Linked DNA regions of Homo sapiens: region 1 is linked to region 2. Evidence: chromatin contacts called from ENCODE Hi-C or POLR2A ChIA-PET data. All regions are on one chromosome and are shown on one strand. Each heading gives the region's core, a stretch centred on a gene start or an enhancer-like site at or near the end of the contact. The rest is flanking DNA. Distances are from core to core; before and after follow the strand shown. Region 1 overlaps MYO1B (myosin IB). Region 2 overlaps STAT4 (signal transducer and activator of transcription 4).

What was found. A loop is a pair of places that touch in the nucleus more often than their neighbours do. ChIA-PET counts read pairs that join two places held with the same protein, here RNA polymerase II (POLR2A). Pooled maps may share reads with other maps.
Region 1: a pooled map shows a loop between it and region 2 (3-fold over the local background). The contact joins two enhancer-like sites. A Hi-C loop is called at or near these places in 2 of 168 maps with a recorded cell type or tissue (both naive thymus-derived CD4-positive, alpha-beta T cell), 1 of 37 single-sample maps with no recorded cell type and 11 of 50 pooled maps. POLR2A ChIA-PET finds 5 or more read pairs at or near these places in 1 of 52 experiments (CD4-positive, alpha-beta T cell).

The regions. Positions count from the first base shown.
Region 1 is chr2:191,364,908-191,371,208 of GRCh38, reverse strand. It overlaps MYO1B (myosin IB), which reads right to left. Exons shown (of 31, transcript NM_001130158.3): 12 at 1,581-1,667; 13 at 917-982. It also overlaps the pseudogene RNU6-1045P. Among named protein-coding and RNA genes, the nearest start is that of MYO1B-AS1, 120 kb to the right of the region's middle. Within about 2 kb of position 4,952, at least 2 of the 41 ENCODE cell types and tissues checked have a DNase peak (open chromatin) inside an H3K27ac peak, as active enhancers do.
Region 2 is chr2:191,048,147-191,053,745 of GRCh38, reverse strand. The region is part of intron 14 of STAT4 (signal transducer and activator of transcription 4); the gene reads left to right. Among named protein-coding and RNA genes, the nearest start is that of STAT4-AS1, 29 kb to the right of the region's middle. Within about 2 kb of position 2,950, at least 3 of the 41 ENCODE cell types and tissues checked have a DNase peak (open chromatin) inside an H3K27ac peak, as active enhancers do.

The DNA of each region.
Region 1 (6,301 bases), core at 3,703-6,202, 320 kb before region 2:
AATCTTACTTGTGGAGGAGAATTAAGAAAGGAGGAGCCCGATCTACTTCTTATTTCCGTGAACCAAACTAAAATACCACTCCTAAAAGTGAGAATAAATGTTTTAATAGATCCTTAAAACTCCTTCTAAATGTCAAAGTTAGCAAGGGGGCAAAAAGGAAATTCTAACATAAGTAGATAATGTTTATTTTCCAAATCACTTTTTTCAGGGGCCATGCTCATCTTCTCTATATCATTCTAATTTTAGGTATATGTGTTGCTTAACCAAGCACAAATGGTTTAAATATTTAATCTGTAACAAGCATAGAATCATTTTAAAAAATTCACCATGAGCTTCAGCAGAAATTATTTCAACCTCTGCAGCAGAATTCATTATCATAAGATCACAGTAATGAGACTCAACACATCACCTAATCCAAATCCTCTTTCTCTGAGTCTCACAGATGAAATGACCAGCCCTGGCAAGGCCAGAACCTATGTCCAGCCCTCCTGTGGCTTTCTTTATGGCACCAACCTGCCACACTTTCTAACAACACACAAATGGCCACAGACATACTCATTGTAGCTTGTTGGAAGCCTCACGGTTAGAAATTTAAATACGCAATTTCAAAAGTCAGGTACTAATACGAGTTCTTTTTAAGCAGTACTGTCTCCAAAATGCTGGCTCTCAGCATACGCACACCACACACACACACACACACACACACTCAGGCACACATGCAGGAATACACAACCAAATTTTGTTACATCTACACAAAGATTTGTTGGCAGATTCAAAGTGATAGTGTGTTACATCTACACAAGGATTATTTGTAGATTCAAAGTTACAGTTACTTATAATGTCTACATAATACAGGATTTAATTTCCAACCATTCCACTCTACTAAAGACAATACAAAAAAAATTTTAAATCTTACCTCGAAAATCTCAAAGCCATAAATGTCCAGAACACCCATGACCTTCTTTCTCACTTTTGTTTGTGCCTTTAAAAAGTTTCAAATTAAAGGGTTAATTAAGGCATGAAATATAACACTACAAGCATCCAAGGAACATAGATATATATTACAAATTAATTATGTTTCTTAAGTAAGAAAATAACTAATTTAGTTGTTTTTTAAAAAATGTATGAGATGAGGCATTGGTATAGAACTCTTTTAGAAATTTTAATAATAGGTGATATATTTAAAGAAGGCATTAGTGGTGCCTTTCAAAATCACCTAGTCCAACACTCTCATTTTAGTAATGATTAGATCATGACCTAGTGAAGTAAAGTGACCTTTTCAGCAAAGTGTGTACCACTAGTTACCAGGTGAGCCAGGCCAAAACCTGGGACGCCGACTCCCAGAGTAACTCCACAAAGACCATCAGACTATTCACCAGTCAGAAGCAACACACATGGCAAAACAAAATAAACAAAATCCCTGACAAATTTCAATCTTATACATGGTACACTCTTTTTAAGGAATAATCTTTGTAAGTGGCAATCAATTATTTGATTATAAATTTAAACTTTCTTCAACTTAATGTTTATACTGTGAATACCATTTATTACAACTGATTTTGCTCATAGAAATTCAGTACCTTAATGCTTTCATTGATTCGATTTACCAACCATGAAAACAACCTGCTGTAGAGGTTTTTAGCCAGAGCATCACGGGCATAATAAGCCTATTAAAAAACAAACAAACAAAACTTAACACCCACAATTCCACAATGCTTACTTTTAATAAAATCATAAAGATACTTTTAAAAAATATTTGAAGCTCTTTTATTTCACATCTTTGCAGAACCAGTTTTCTTGTATCATAAACAATCAAACCTTTAAGAGAATTAGGCAAATTGTTTATACACAGTTACACTTTTTCACAAACCAGGAAACTAATTTTAAATACTGCAAAAACTTTCACCACAAAGATATTTATTTCAATTTTATGGAACAGAGAAAAATCAGACGCAATTTAGACATCCAACAATAGGGGGTAGTAAGAGAAACATGCACTGAGAGTAATGTTACATAGTCATCAGAGAGTGATGGTTATGAAAATCAGGTAATGAAATGGAAATGCTCGCGTAATGTGAAAATTAAACAACTGTCTACTTAATATGATAACTATTTTTTAAAACCCTTATACACAGAAATGGAAATTCAAAGGAGATATATGAAAATGGCTTTGACTGATGGAATCTGCAAATTTTTTTTCTTCACTCAATCTTTTTTTATTTTTAAATTTTTTTGGAGACAGAATCTCACTCTGTTGCCCAGGCTGGAGTGCAGTAGCACAATCTCAGCTCACTGCAACCTCTGCCTCTTGGGTTCAAGGGATTTTCGTGCCTCAGCCTCCCGAGTGACTGGGACTACACGTGTGTGCCACCACGCGTGGCTAATTTTTGTATTTTTTGTACAGACAGGGTTTTGCCTTGTTAGCCAGACTGGTCTCAAACTCCTGGCCTCAGGTGATCCACCCACCTCAGCCTCCCAAAGTGCTGGGATTAGAGAGGCATGAGCCACCATGCCTGGCCACACTAATCACTTGAGTATTTAAAAAAACTTCCACAATGAGTTCTTTTAAGTTATAGAATGAACATAAACCCCTTCTTACGTGCTTATCTACTTTTAAAGTTATTCAGAACTACTTGACAAAGAGGCAGAAGACATATGCATCTCTATGACTCTTAGAATCCAAAGGCCGAAGAAAGTCAGGTTTGGACAGAAGAATCTAAACACCCTTAAATGCACCGAGTGCCCAGAGCATACAGTAAGTAAGTACTAATGAGATGTTTAATACCAGCATCCTGGGGAGGCCTGGAGGTTGGGTGTCAGCAGCCTAACAAGGAACTGGCCTTGGGAGAGAAAAAGCTTGAGGTTTTGTTGCTATTTTCAACATGCTGGCCGTATGTGTGTATTTTGCTGCTTCTAAGTAAAAATTGGGGTATTACTGTTAAAATTAACCAGTACATTTTTATTTTACAAAGAGCACAACTTGTTAGATTATGTGGGAATACTTTCTCTACATTTCTTCCTAAATAAAATGTAACAACTTTAATAACAGATTCACTTCCCTGGCAACATAACACAGCTGAAGATAACACCTTTTCCCTTCATCTGACATTTCCATGCTAATCCCAAACCTCCCTCCCTACTCCAATTAGGGTTAGAGAATATACCTAAGAGTTGGCAACAAACAAATAAACAAACAAGGGAGGGAATGCTTCCATAGTAGAAAATGCATGTCAAATGCTAAAACAGAGAAATCAAAATATAATTTAGATGCATCTTTCCCCAATACCCTTTCTTCTAGTTTTTGCTTTCTTAAAATAGGTAATTTAAGTGCTTAGAATAATGCCTAGCACACAGTTAGTCTATAGATGTACTTATATTGATTTCTGAAGTATCCTTTTCGTCTACTACTACCTCATGAGGCTATATAATTTCCAAATCCTTTCCTTTTTCTTCTTATAAATTCAAGTTATCTCAAAACACCACATAATTTCAAAACACCATGTTTTTGTAAATGAGCCCTTTTTCATCTTAATGTCGTCCAGCTTTTTTAGTTACATGCTATCTACTTTCAACAAGCCACTATTTCAATAAACAACTGAACTAATAGTGACAATTTATTCTGATAAATTGCTTTATATTTTTTAAAGTGTATTCACAGCCAATATTAATCTTCTTTGGTTTCTTCAACAATATTTATTCCAGGGGTCTCAAACTCAAATGTTTCCAGGGACTGTGTGATAGAAATGAACAGGAAATGATGGCTCTCTCTATTGGGGTTAGAGGATGCATTCCAGGCTAAAGGCACTCAAATTCAAAACTTAAAGAGCAAACAAACAAAACCAAAGAAAATACTACCCTTTAGTCAACTAAAAATATTGAGCTTTACCTGGCCCTAGGAGCTGCCAATTTGCCACCTGGCTGCCAATGTGCCACCCCTGACTTCCTGAGCCTGATTCATGCCACCAAATCTCCACAACATTATCCTATAAAGCAGTAAGGGAAGGAATGTCTATTCCCACTTAAGGACCACTAATATGGGGTGTAGAAACGAGGGAAGACTCAAAGTGCACTAATTCACCATCTCAGTTTCAAAGCACACTATGAAAAGACCATGCACTTCTGCAGCTGCATGAAACTCAGAGAGGAAAAGCCCAGGTGGAATGTGCTGCAGACATGGCCAGTAACAGGCATGGTCTAGGACGGCAAGTGACAAAGCAAGGTGGAGACTCAGAGATGCACAGACATGGGGCCTGCCCTCCAGGAGCTTAGAGTGGAGCTAAGGAGATCAAACTAACACAGAGGAAACAAGCAGAGGACAGGTGCCAAACTGCAAAAAAAACAGGTTCTGATGGGGGTGCGGGGTGTCTCAGGAGGCCTATTTGATCAAAGAAGTCTCCTAGGATAGGGCACAATCAGGTAGAGCATTTAGATGGGCAGAAAGAATGAGCATGACATGGGGGGTGATAGGCAGGTCGGAGCAGAGGCAGCAGGTAACAGAGAACTAGCAAGGAATAAACTGAGGTAAGCTGTGTGGGATCAGATTTCAGAGGACATCAGAAGCCAAGGAGAGAGTATGTCGGAGAAGCTGAAAAACTCTTGTCTTGAGTTTCTATTATTTCAGTATTAGTCCTCCTATCTAGAGAAAGGTCTAAATGCCTTGGGAAAAGGAGGCATGGGGCAATAAAGATGATGCTGGGGCCCAGGAATTGAAGCTATGTGGAAAGGCTAATAAAACAAATCACTTCTCACAGCAATCAAAACCTCCCAGGCAATAGATCAGTAGAACCAGATACTCTGAGTACTACATTAAAAATAAAAAAAAAAACAGTTGACTAAGGAGCCGAATAGCTGAGGATCTCTAGCCAAATTCTTTTATGCCAAAGGTTAAGAAAATGTGGAAAGTTTTCTTTAGTGATGTAAGGTGACTAAAATAAGCTTATAAAGTCAGAGGCACCTGGGCCTGGTTCCCATACAGGATGATTAAAAAAGCAAGAGTAAAACACACAATTTTAAAAAGACCCAAAATATACATATTCCTAAAGGGTCTTCTTAAACAACACAGGCTTTTTCATGGCTTCCTTACAGACTTAACAATTCCCACTCTGGCTATTGAAAATGTCCAAACTCGGTGGCTCTCAAAATGTGATCCTGGACCAGCAGCAGCAGCAGCAGTGTCACCTTTGAATTTATTAGAAATGCAAATTCCTCGGTCCTACCCCAGACCCACTGAATCAAACACTGGGGGTGAGGTCTGCAAACCATGTTTAGTCAGTCAGTCCACCAGGTGATTTTGATGCACGTTCAAGTTTAAGAACTACTGGTGCAGATTTGCCACTCTGACTGCAGACTTCACCTTTCCAGCCATATTGCTCTGAATCCTCTTTACATATCTACAGCTATAGCCAAGCTTGATTAATCCTTCTTCTGATATGTGCCCCAAATCTGGCTTTTCTCAATGTTTTCTTTTTGATATGCCCTTTCAGCCATACTTCACACATCTAAATCCTTTGATTGTTTCCATGGGGTCTTCCCTAACCTCTTACTTCCCAACTCAGGGCCTATGTGTGGGCTTGTGCTGTACAGGCTCTCAGCAGCATTTCCTTGATTAAGTAAGTTACTTCGTATCTGACTGTGAATTAGTGAGGATGACTTGGACAGATATGACAGCAAAAGCAGTAATTTAGGAGGAAGGACAGGCAATGGCTATAGCTAGGAAACGATTGCTACAAACCAAATTTCCATATATATAAAGTTATGGTATTTGCCACAGCCAAAATAACTCACCTAAAATAAGATATCAATGTTGAAAGCTAAAGACATAAAGGCATTCTTGGATTATAGTAGGAAAGGCTGGTTCAGCAACAGAGGGCAAGCCTGGCTCCACCCTACCATTTATGGAGGCTTTATGGATAGTTATGAGGATGAGACAACAAGAATACAGTTGGACAAAGTGGGGGCCTGAGTGGAAGTCCTAAGTTAGTAATTTAATTCTAGCCTGAGTCATTGACTGGTGGTAAAATGCGTAAGCCATAGCACAAAGGGTTTTAGTGAAAGGGGCTGCAGAAGCTGCCTGGGTATACATGCACGTATACAGGCATGCAACCATCCAAACACCCACCCACTTAACTTGAAGCAAAAGGAGAGAAGGCAGCAGCTCAGATTTGTGTCTTACAAAGACTAAAGACTTCACTGGCCCCAATATCAAGGGTAGAGGGGGTTCAAGAAGTAAGGCAGGGAGGCCAATTTGGCTTCTCCCACTGTCTTCTCCAAATCAGTAAATGACAACTCCATGTTTCCAGTT
Region 2 (5,599 bases), core at 1,701-4,200:
GTCCATTATCAAGAAATATCTTTGTCATTCTTCATTTTTGTTCACTCATTTTCTCACATATATGAAGTCAGGCTGAAAAATTATGATATGTGGGGTAAAAAACAACCCTATTATTTTGAGATATCAATTACCTCGCTCTCTAATGTTTGCATTTCACTAGACAAATTGAATGAAAGAACAAACTGATGCAGTCTGAGTACTCCGTTGAGTTGATGATAGAGTAGTCAAATCATGAACTGGACATGACCTTGGAGAACATCTATTGAGCTGACCTCGAAACTAAGGCATAAGTCAATGACCTATATATTTGGAACTAGAAAACCTGGGTTTGAGTACATGCTCTGCCAGGGCCTGAAAATGTGACGTTTGGCAAATGAACTGATGAGGAAATACTGCATTTTTTTCCTCTAAGAGAGCAGGATAGTCATGCTCAACAGCCCGTGCTCAGAGGTGCTGCAGGTGTAAAACCACCTACGTGATGCAGTTTTGAAGCAGTGAGGTTTATTTCTGGGGTGGTTCATATGGATCCAAACTCTTGGCTTTATAGTCACAGCTCCCATGAAAAAGATCTTTGAATTGTTTGGAGGAAAAGCACTTTATAAATCCAGCATCCAATGACATCCAATTTATCACACCTCACAAAACCATAAAGATCCATCACAAAAGATTTAATGCCCTACCATTTTGCCCTCCAAGAATTCTTCATTCCCTTAATTGTGTCTTAAAGATCATTTGCCAAACATCATAGCCTCACCAAAGATGAGCTCAGTCTTCCAGGGTAGAATCGCTGCTCAGGGCACAGCTCCCTAAGCAGGTCTCTGCAGTCAAAGAAATCACAGGAGCAGAGTTTTGGGGTTTAAGGAGATTCTAGTAAAACGATTGAGTGGAAGATATTCTTCCCAGCTTATAGAAACCCATAAAGGTTTTCTAAACTTCCTAGTTAAACATTGGCACATTTTAAATAAAAGCTCATTTCACACATCTCCTTGGAATTCTGGCTAGAGTTGCAACATTTCATTCAGTTTGACATCTTGAGTATTATTTATGAATCTGAACAGACTAAGCATCATTATCCTGAACTTGTCTTAAGTAAAGCAAATCAAATAAATCCAAATAGCTCAACTCTTGTAGTATATTGTCATCTTTATGAATGTAAAATGAAAATCTTCACTTGAATTTCCCTAGAGACGGAAATCTAGGTAAATCATCTTCCACTGTAGAAAAACCAACCACTGTGTTATTAACACTGTCTACTTATATTGCCTTCAATTTATTTCCTCTTATTTTCTGATGAATAGCAAAATCATACAGTCGTATCAGAATGATTTTATTTCTTCCCTTTTTTTCCAGGTTTGCCGAATCGGGTTAATTTTATTTTAAGCTATTCTTTGAGCTCCACCTGTTGGCAGAATTTTAGTATGACTCCTAGGTACATTTAAAAACAAACCACAGATTGAACCGTGTCTTGTGTGCAGCAGTAACAGTTGACTAGTCATGAAGTACATGAAGGAAGATAAACCGGGAATCAGGGGCTTGGCCATTCAGTAGGGATGATCACACAAAGGTTAGGAAAGAGTGAGGAAAGAACGGGCAATAAAGTGAAGTTCATAAAGTCATGAGGCCAGGGATTGTGGTCACAAATTACAGGAAAACAGGAAGCTAGAATATCGTAACCTCGTTTTCAAGTTTCAAAAAGTTGCTATTGCTTATCTGTGAGCACCTGTAGCCTGCTAAGAATGTCTTCAACAATCCTCGTGTGGCATTTACTATATACTGGACACTAAGAGCTTCACTAATACTGATTTCTGTAACTCTTGCAACAAGACTGTGAAGTAGGTACTATTAGCTTCATACTTATTTCAGTTATGGAAACTGAGGCACAGAGTGGTCACACAGCTTACTCAAGATAGTGGGGGCAGTTGATGGCAGGGCCAAGATAAAACCGTGGCAGTCTGATCCCGTGTCCCTGCTCCTGGCCCCTCTGCTATGCTGCCTCTGGGTCGCAGAACCTTCCCTGGGAGAGGCGAGCTGGTTGGCACTCCTACTGCCCCGTCACCTCACCCCATCTATCTCACAGAGTGTCTGCACCTCACCCACCTGCTCCGAAATCATGTCTGTCTCACACCATAATTTAAAATAATGCTTCCTCAGAAAATGTTGTTGACCTCTCTTGTCTACTGTGTCTCCTTTTGCACTTGTGTCGTGCCTCAGTGGCATAGTGGAGTTAGCAGTGTTGGTTTTTGCCTCTTCAGGCAATCTGAGCTTGCACAAGCCACTTAGCCTCTCTAACTCCCAATTTCCTTATCTACAAAATGGTGCTAATGTTAACCTACACTTCTAAGGGTTGTTGTGAGGACTGAATGAGCTGTGTGTGAGTCAGTGGTGGTGGGCTGTGTAGATGTTGGTGATGGCATTTACAGATCAGCCTCCTCTCGAGGGAGCAGGTGTCTACACAGATGGGAAAACTGGGCTCTAAAACGTGATACCTAACTTCAGACAACTGCTGATCTTTCTCCTTCTCTGCTCACCTGTCAAGTGCTCTGCTGGAGATGTGGTCCCTTTCAGGGGACCCTGGCACTTCCCTCTTCCAGCTCCAGTTCCTTGAAACCTCAGGTCACCATTTGTGTATGCCCCTTTATGGGATTTCATGTCTGGAATTCCTGCTACCACTCCAATGCTCTTCACCTCCATCACACACACACCCACACGCACACACACAATTTTGGGTCGCTCCATTCTACTTTTTGGTTGTAAGACTTTGTATCAGATAGTTATTAAATGATTGACAATGGACAAAGATGTCATAAATGATAGTTTCACTAAGTTGCCATTCCAGACCTCCCTAGATTTGCAGCACCCTGTGACTGTTTGAGATTACCCAAGAAGAGCTGAGCTGTCAGGACGTACAGGGGCTCCTGGCTTTAGGATTGGGTGAAAGGAAGAAGTTGCACAAGACCCATTTTCTTCCCAGAAAACCCAGAGATGCCAAAGAGGTACCTCAGGAACCCCATTTGCCCTGGGGGTTGGGGAAATGTGGAGCTCTGGCTCCCTCATGCCTGTTTCTATCAAGGCAGCTTTATTTTATATATTTACAGATGGAAACTCTGGTGGGAAGTTTACTTTCAAGAATATGTACCAAGGTCAAAAAAAAAAAACATTTGGACTCATTGGACTAGACAATCTCTGAAGTCCCTTTGACTAAGATTCTTTAATCCTCAGAAGTGCAACATAGGGTAGGAGCTTTAGATTTTTAAAAATGAATTTAACTTTAAGAATTTGCTTTGGAATTTCACAACATTCCTTGAGGAATCTGTAGACACGCTATCATAAAATCAACTTTAGCAATCACTGCCTTTCTCTCCACTCTATTCTCTCCTGGGAAGAGTCAATGTGAATAAACAATTTCATCACCTAGAAAGTGGCCAGACTTTGAGGCCATCAATCTGTTCCTGTAAAATAAACATTCCCAGGAAGCAACCTTTCCCTGGAGGTACTTATCTAGCAGGGAGCCAGCTAGAGAGTGATTATTGAAATGTGAAAACTGTTTGAATAGAGAAGCTGGAATTGCAGTTTCTCCAGTTTGCTCTTTGTCAGTGGGCTTTAACTGATAAATGACAGTTTTAGCCACAGACTGAGGTGTTAGGTAATTTTGTTTATGTGGTGGAAAGTCATGAAGCACAATGAAGCTATTAGTAAAGCCTGGGTGACTTGAGTTTCATTTAACAAAATAGCCAAACAGATGTTCTTTCAAGGTTCAGTGTTCTCAAACACAGACGCGCTACTCACACCCCAGCTAGCCCAAGCATTTGCACAGCAAGTTGATTTCTCGCTGAACTAATTTAAAGAGTTGCAACACTTTTTTGAGGGAGAAATTGTACAAAAATATTACTAAAACCTTAGACTTTGTAGAATGCAGCAGAGGGCTTTATGAGCTAAGCAGTGCTGTCATTTTACATTCCTCTCTTCTGATTCTGTGATTCTGTGATTAAAGGCTATCTCTCATGTGATTAGACCACTGTTTCCCTCTCTTCTTATTGTTTCCCAGGATCTAACCCACTGTCTAGCACATAATAGATGCTCAATAAATATTCACTAAATGAAAGGGTTATTTTAATTGTTTCTATTCCACATAGTTTTCCATGGGGGACATTACAATAAATTATGGATTGTTAAGAGATGACCAAGAAATTTGGATGAAAATCACCCTATATCCCAGTCATATTTTTCTTAGCAGAGGTTTCTGTCAAGTTAAAAGCTATTACCATTTGTTGGCCAGGCATGGTGGCTCACGCCTGTAATCCCAGCACTTTGGGAGGCCGAGGTGGGCAGATCACGAGGTCAGGAGAGTGAGACCATCCTGGCTAACACAGTGAAACCCCGTCTCTACTAAAAAATACAAAAAATTAGCCAGGAGTGGTGGCGGGTTGCCTGTAGTCCCAGCTACTCAGGAGGCTGAGGCAAGAGAATGGCATGAACCCGGGAGGCAGAGCTTGCAGTGAGCTGAAATTTCGCCACTGCACTCCAGCCTGGGTGACAGAGCGAGACTCCATCTCTCAAAAAAAAAAAAAAAAAAAAAAAGCTATTACCATTTGTTAATATATTCTTGGTTTCTAAGGTGTATTATTAGACACTGAGCAGAGGAGACAGAGAAGACTATGGTGACATCTAGACCTACCTTTCATCGGATTGTATTTTTTTTTTCCAAGTGAAGCCCTGGTTAAGTTGGTTGTCCAGTTTTCTAGTTTCTTAGCAGATTTTCCAATGGGTATTTTTCTTTAGAAGTACAATACAGTCAATCCAGCTATTATATTCAGTGTCATATAATGTGATGTACCATATAATGTAAATATCATTAATATGGATATTTTGTATCTGTAATCATCTTGGATGATTAGGATGGCTTTGATACAAACATTAATGGTGCATCTTTTTTTTTTTTTTTTTTTTTTTTTTTTTTGAGATGGAGTTTCTCACTCTTGTTGCCCAGGCTGGAGTGCAGCGGCGTGATCTCAGCTCACTGCAACCTCCGCCTCCAGGGTTCAAGCAATTCTCCTGCCTCAGCCTCCTGAGTAGCTGGGACTACAAGCGCCCGCCACCATGCCCAGCTAATTGTTTGCATTTTTTTTTTTTTTGGTAGAGACGGGGTTTCACCATGTTGGCCAGGCTGGTCTTGAACTCCTGACCTCAGATGATCCACCCACCTCAACCTCCCAAAGTGCTGGGATTACAGGCGTGAGCCACTGTGCCCGGCCCTAATGGTGCATCTTATCTATGATGTTTTTCCATTCTGTGAGGAATGGAACCTGCGAATGTGAGACTGAATAGTGTTCTAGCTTAGACTACACTGATGAAATAATGAAGACTATGACAGTCATGCAAGCTGTGAAAATTAATAATGCTTTATTTGGTCAGAGCGTCTTTCCTCCAGTCTTGTGTATAGTATGTCAGCTTCCTTGCTGGATTTTGTTCTAAATGTGCCTCACAATTGCATCAGAGATTTAAAGTAAACATTAGACATTATTTTGAATCACTGAGAAAATAATCACCCTCTCACCACCCACATTTCAGTTCAGTAAAGTATTATATAAAGCGTAAAGTC